2 separate regions of the Homo sapiens genome follow, and region 2 is linked to region 1. A link is an interaction called in ENCODE POLR2A ChIA-PET data of the cell type or tissue named here. Cell type or tissue: Panc1. All regions are shown on one strand. Each heading gives the region's core, and the rest is flanking DNA. Links, peaks and the distances in the headings are about the cores only.

Region 1 (2,907 bases), core at 158-2,657:
GCAAGGCAGGCCAGCTTAGCTTCTTAGAGTAAAACTGCAGGCAGTTAATGATGTTATATACTTAAAACTGAACAGTGCCACTGCCCCAAACAAGTAAGTTCAGACACTCAGCTATTTTCTTTGTTCTTATCTCCTTGCTGTAAATGGAAATTACATATCGAGGTTCTTGTGGCCTCCCTAGAAGCAATATCTAATCATAAGACTCCTGGTTTGGTGCCTTCAACGTTTGCATAATACTGTGTTTGTTGGGCTGGAAGGGAACTTAAGGGCAAGGCATTTGTCCTCTAAAAGCTTGCATTAAAATGGCTCCCACAGGTTTGGAGAGCCAAGATCTGTTTTCAAATGTACAGCCCCCAGCAAGTTCCCAACCCTGGACCAAGCTAGCCACTTTTCCTCTGGTACTGTGACCCCTACCAAGCATGAGTCTGTAAAAAGTTAATTGCTTTCAAAGTAGCATTATTTTCCAGTTTCAGGAAAGGGGGAAAAAAATAAATGTCTGCATTGCAGCAGGACTAGGTAGGGACGGCAGTACTGGCTCCCAGAGCAGCCCAATGGGGTTCTTCTACTCTAGCTTTTAAACCAATAGACTTGGAGGAAAGGTTAAAGATTGACAATTGCAGTGGCCGAACTAAGAACGGGCCTTCTGGAAATTTCTACCATCTTTGTTCCTTTTAGGAAAAGCAGATCTGCCAAGCAGAAGCGTCTCCTACCTTCCATTCCTAGGTCATCTCCCTTCCCTGCTTCCCCCCAACCCCCCTTCTTTTTCTCATCAAGGTAGAATGTTCTCTCTGCCACGTTTGTAAATTGCAGAAGGAGGAACAGAATGTTGGGCTGTTTTCCTTTTTCCTTCTGCCTCCTCAGTCCCCAAAGAGGATACACAGCTGCAAGGAGCAAACACAGACACACTGAAGCTTTTGATTCCTCTCCTTTTTTTTCCTTCAAGACCCTCCAGGATGGATTCACTTTCTGCTTTGGGAAATTAAGTGGCATTCACGTGGGGGAGGGGGAGTAACTGCTTTTATTAGCTCCAGAAAATGGTCAGTGTTCAGTCTGTAACTAGGAATTAATTATATATAATCACTCAGTAAACTTTCTACAGAGTTTTTCTAATTGCTGAGCCTGATCATAGTTAGCCCGTTGGCGCCAAGTCCAGTTACTTTTATAATTAACAGCTCAAAGATTTGAGTCAGAAAGAAACAATTGGGGGCCTCTTGGATTATAAATTAGGGATGAAAACAATAGCTTTTTTTCCTTTCTTTCTTGTCATCCCTTTTATTTTCAACAAAACATTTCCCCTTTTCTTTCCCTGGGAGAACCAGTGGGGAGACTGCATCAGGTCTTAAATAGGATGAGGGGGGAGACACTTTTTAGGAAGTGGGGTGACAGTAACCTAGAAAACCCTGGAGGCAAAGGTAGGTTTTTAAAAGTCCAGCCACTTGCAACGCGTGATGTCTTTGTTTCTTTTGCCCTCTTTCCCCTTCTCTCTCCTGTGGCAGAGGCAGCAGACATTTGTCAGCCTGGGAACCCTCAATCTGGCTTTGCCTCTGGTTGACTCTGGAAAGAAAGATACATTCAAAGGGGCCTTCGCTACTGCACAGCAGAGATTTAAAAAGGGAATATGTTTCAGAACCCTTTGGTTACTCTTAAAATGCAAGATCTGAGCAAGGGTTCACCCTTGGCTTCAGGTTGCTAAGGTTATGGTCACCCTCCCCGCTACTTCCCACTCTCCTTGCAGACAAACAAACAGGCAGTGGCCATGCCAGCTCTGCAGCCAGTGTGCTGCCAGCCTGTCCCCCCCATCCCGATTACCTTACCTACCGGCCGGCGGGGGCCAGTGGCCCGTCCTTGCCCTGGCATGGCCTTGGGCACTGTGCCCTCCTTTCTCCCCTGGAGCTAAAAAGCAGTCACCTTGAAACTCCTCACTCCCAGCACCAGAGGAGTTCTGAGGCCAATGCTCAGACCTGTAACAGTAAATGACGTTATCCACTCAGGCTGTTAGTTCGGCCTCTGAAAGCGGGTTTTGCAAAACCCATTGTTAATTCTCAGGCTCTGTTGGGGGTGGTCAGAAATCTAATTTGTGAGTATCCTGTGCATTGGATAAGGGAATGTTTTCCTTGTGTTTCTCCTCTGCAGACTCGGATTGTCTTTCCTTGATGTTAACTGTCTTAGGACTGGCTGCTTCAGAGGGCTGGGTATTTGGTGGCTGTTTGCAGGCTTATAAACAGCCTTTTTATTTTACCTTTGCCGTAGACTGAGGTGCAGCCCTTTAGCTTGGCTTTTCAGATGCCTGCTGTCCTTGAAGCACTTTCATTTTACCTAGCGCCTTTTTGGTATGGATGCAAAGCTGGTTTCTAATAGACTGAGAAGAGAAGGGGGACCGGGCTTCCTCCTTGCCTTCCCCCAGGCTGCTCCCTGGGAACATTTTTGTGTTTGCACAGACACCTGTCCGTCTGCAGTTTGTGCCACGGGGCTGCACGATTCCTAACCTTCTACCCACCTAATTTGAGGGCAAGGGGGCCTCATCACAGAGCCTCATGTTGAAGGCTCAGGATCTACAAGAGAAGGCTTTTCCTTAGGAACCTGTGACTTCACAAACTCTCCCTGTCATTGCAGAGTTTTTTTTAAGCTTCTAAACGTTGGGTTGTTGGTGTCCTTTGGTTCAGCTTTTCCTAGTTCTGGTATTTAGGAAGGTGGCTTTGAAACTCGCAGGGCTGCTTAAACAAGAGCTACAGCTATTGAACAAACTGCTACCATTTTAGCTTCAACACAGGAATGAGGCAGTGTTGCCAGACGCCATTTTAAGAATCCTGCATAAATAGCTTAGCTACCGATGACTCTGCCTGTTTTAGGTGAGTGCTTATATAAAGCTGCTCTGCTAACCATTCCCCCCCACCCCAATTTCTTAAA
Region 2 (2,907 bases), core at 231-2,730, 350 kb before region 1:
GCATGGAGAGAGGCCAGGAGTGTTACAGAAGTGGAGCCCCCCCGCATGGAGGGCAGCGTTAGAGGTGGGGGTCAAGGTCACAAGGTTTAGGAAATCTTGTTTCCTGAACTACACTTGGTCTCCAGGGGCCTTCCTGGCTCTCACAATATGGCTCCAAAGACCTGAGGGGTGAGATGCTGGAGGGTTGGACCATAGGCAGGTTTATTTAAATAAGATAGGGTTTCTCAGCGACGTATGGTGGCTCACATCTGTAGTCCCAGAACTTTGGGAGGCCGAGGCAGGTGGATCACTTGAGGTCAGGAGTTCGAGACCAGCCTGGCCAACATGATGAAACCTCATCTCTACTAAAAATACAAAAATTAGCCGGGCATCATGGTGCACGCTTGTAGTCCCAGCTACTCGGGATGCTGAGGCAGGAGAATCCCTTGGACCCAGGAGGCAAAGGTTGCTGTGAGGCGACATCACGCCATTGCACTCCAGCCTGGAAAACAGCGAGACCCTCTCTCAAAAAAAAAAAAAAGAAAAGAAAAGAAAAGGTTTCTTGGATTAGGCGCTGCTGACATTTTGTCCTGGCTCAGTCTTTGTAGCGTGGGGGCTGTCACGTGCGTCGGCGAATATTGAGCAGCATCCTTGGCCTCCACCCACCAGATATCAACAGCACACCAAGTTGTGATGAAACCAAAAATGTCTCCAGACATTGCCAAGTGTCTCCTGGGGACAGAAATTACCCCCTTTCTGGCCAAGAGCCACTGCTTTGAGGAGCTGGATGCATTGAGGCATCTCCAACATTCCAGGTCCCAGAGAAAGAGAAGTGCAGGCCTTTAGCTTGCCCGGGAATCTCATGCTGCCTCCACTCCATCAGTTACTCCCTGACACCTAGCCAGGGACGCCCAGTCGCTGTTTAATTAGGCACCCACCACCTAATTACATTTCACTCTGTGAAAACTGGATATGACTCAGACTCAGAGACTGCAGCCGGTTCCCCGCCTCCTCCTCTGCAGAACGCCAGGTTCTTCCCGTTTATTTTTGCTCCATCCTCCCACACAAAGGGAGGTTCCATCCCGGACCTTACCCCTGAGGCTGCTGGGGGATCCTCCCTTCCTATTTTCACCTCCCCTGTGTACCCAGACCCTTACAGGAGGTGTTTCATCAGCTCCTCCCTCTGGAGCGGTCACCTCCCGGCCCTGCATGATGGGCAAGTCATTTAATGAAGTGCTCCCCTTTGCCTTGTATTTTGGGGGTTTCAGAATCCAGCCGCTTGGGTTCCTAAGGGGTTTTCCCACTCCTGGAAAGTGTCAGCCATCTGCCAGGTCACCAGGAAAACCGCTGCAGAGGGAGCCAGCTCCATCACAGCTCCCCCAGGGCCAGGTGGCTCTGTGCTTTCTCCAAGGACACTGGTGGATAGGTTGTCCTCTCCTCTAGGGGCACCAGAGCCCCATCCCACCCACTCTCCTCCTTCCTCTGGGGGTTCACCTCCCTGGCCTTTCTCTCTTCATCCTGGCTTCTCGGCCAAGCACTCACGTGCACAAGGCCCAGCGCTGAGCTGTCTGTTAGCAAGATCTCCTTACATCCCTACAACCTCCTGGAACGCTCATATTCTGTGCTCTCAGCAATACTCGTCAGAAATTTCAGAACCGCAGTGTCCTCATCTAGAAAGAGACGACTAGAATAGGATTGCTGTCTCTAGACTCAAATTTTCCCATTTCTTAAATATGGCTTTATAGATTATAATTATTAAAAATTATACATGCAAGCCAGACACGGTGGCTCTCGCCTGTCATCTCAGCACCTTGGGAGGCTGAGGCAGGCAGATCGCTTGAGCTCAGGAGTTCAAGAACAGCCTGTGCAGCATGGCGAGACCCCTTCTCTACAAAAACTACAAAAATAAGCCAGGCATGGTGGCATGCGCCTGTAGTCCCAGCTACTCGGGAGGATGAGGTGGGAGGATCACTTGAGCCTGGGAGGTTGAGGCTGCAGTGAGCCGTGATGGTGCCACTACACTCCAGCCTGGGTGGCAGAGTGTGACGTGTCTCAAAGAAAAAAAAAATGTACATGCAAAATAAAAACAGAAGAGGATCATGAAGAGGTCTTGTCTGTCTCCTTATCACAGAGCTTTTAGGCACATCCCCTTCCTGATGAATTAGGGTGATTTTCTTTAAGCTTTGTTGTTGATGTAAAGCGTGCATGTGGAAAAGTGCATGGCTCCCAAATCTCCAGGCCAATGAGGTGTCACCAACTGAACCACCTGCTCCAGCAAGAAATAGAACAAGATCATCACCCGAGAAACTCCCCTTGCTGCTCCCAGCCACCCTCCCCCAGTCTCCAGGATACCCACTGTTTTTATTCTAACATCATAGATTAGTTTGGCCTGTTCTCAAATTTCACATAGATGACGTCATATGGCATGTATTCTTTTGTATCTGGTTTATCTCTCTTAACATTCTTAGGTTGTTGAGATGCATCCCTGTTCTTGAATGTAGCACTAGGTCTTTCGTTCAAGTTTCAATGTAGCCTTCCGTTCTGTAAATATGCAACAATTTCTTTACCCATCCTTTTGTTGATAAACATTTCATTTGTTTCTACCTATTTACTATTACAAATGTGCTGTCATGTCTTGTACCTGAGTTTAGGTGAGTGTATGAATACTTTTCTGTTGGGTAAATACCCAAGATTTAAATTGTTGGGTAGAAGTTACCAATGCATTCAAATTTAGCAGACACAGCCAAAGAGTTCCCCACCGTGGTTGGACCGGTTGGGGCAGCCACTCAGTGTGTGAGGGCTCAAGTTGTCCCACATCCCCACCCATACTAGGTGTTGCCCATTTCTTTAATGTTAGCCATTCTGGTTGCTGTATAGCAGACAGAATCCAAGGGATCCACAAACTTCAATGGGAAAAAAAGTGACACT

The links. Peaks named below come from ENCODE experiments on the same cell type or tissue, not always from the same donor. Only the 100,000 strongest peaks of a DNase experiment are listed, where the experiment ranks them.
Region 2: POLR2A ChIA-PET joins it to region 1 with 5 read pairs; 2 of 35 experiments call an interaction of 5 or more read pairs at or near these places.

Annotation. Positions count from the first base shown.
Region 1 is chr20:47,351,652-47,354,558 of GRCh38, reverse strand. All of the region lies in intron 1 of ZMYND8 (zinc finger MYND-type containing 8), which reads left to right. LOC101927377 (a long non-coding RNA gene) reads right to left here and starts at 1,998. Exons shown (of 2, transcript NR_134501.1): 1 at 1,819-1,998; 2 at 1-1,554. RefSeq lists an enhancer at 1,739-1,888. In Panc1, for the core only: no CTCF peak of the experiment used is centred there; no DNase peak of the experiment used is centred there; H3K4me3 peaks cover 2,500 bases; H3K27ac peaks cover 2,500 bases.
Region 2 is chr20:47,703,418-47,706,324 of GRCh38, reverse strand. All of the region lies in intron 3 of SULF2 (sulfatase 2), which reads left to right. Among named protein-coding and RNA genes, the nearest start is that of SULF2, 81 kb to the left of the region's middle. In Panc1, for the core only: no CTCF peak of the experiment used is centred there; no DNase peak of the experiment used is centred there.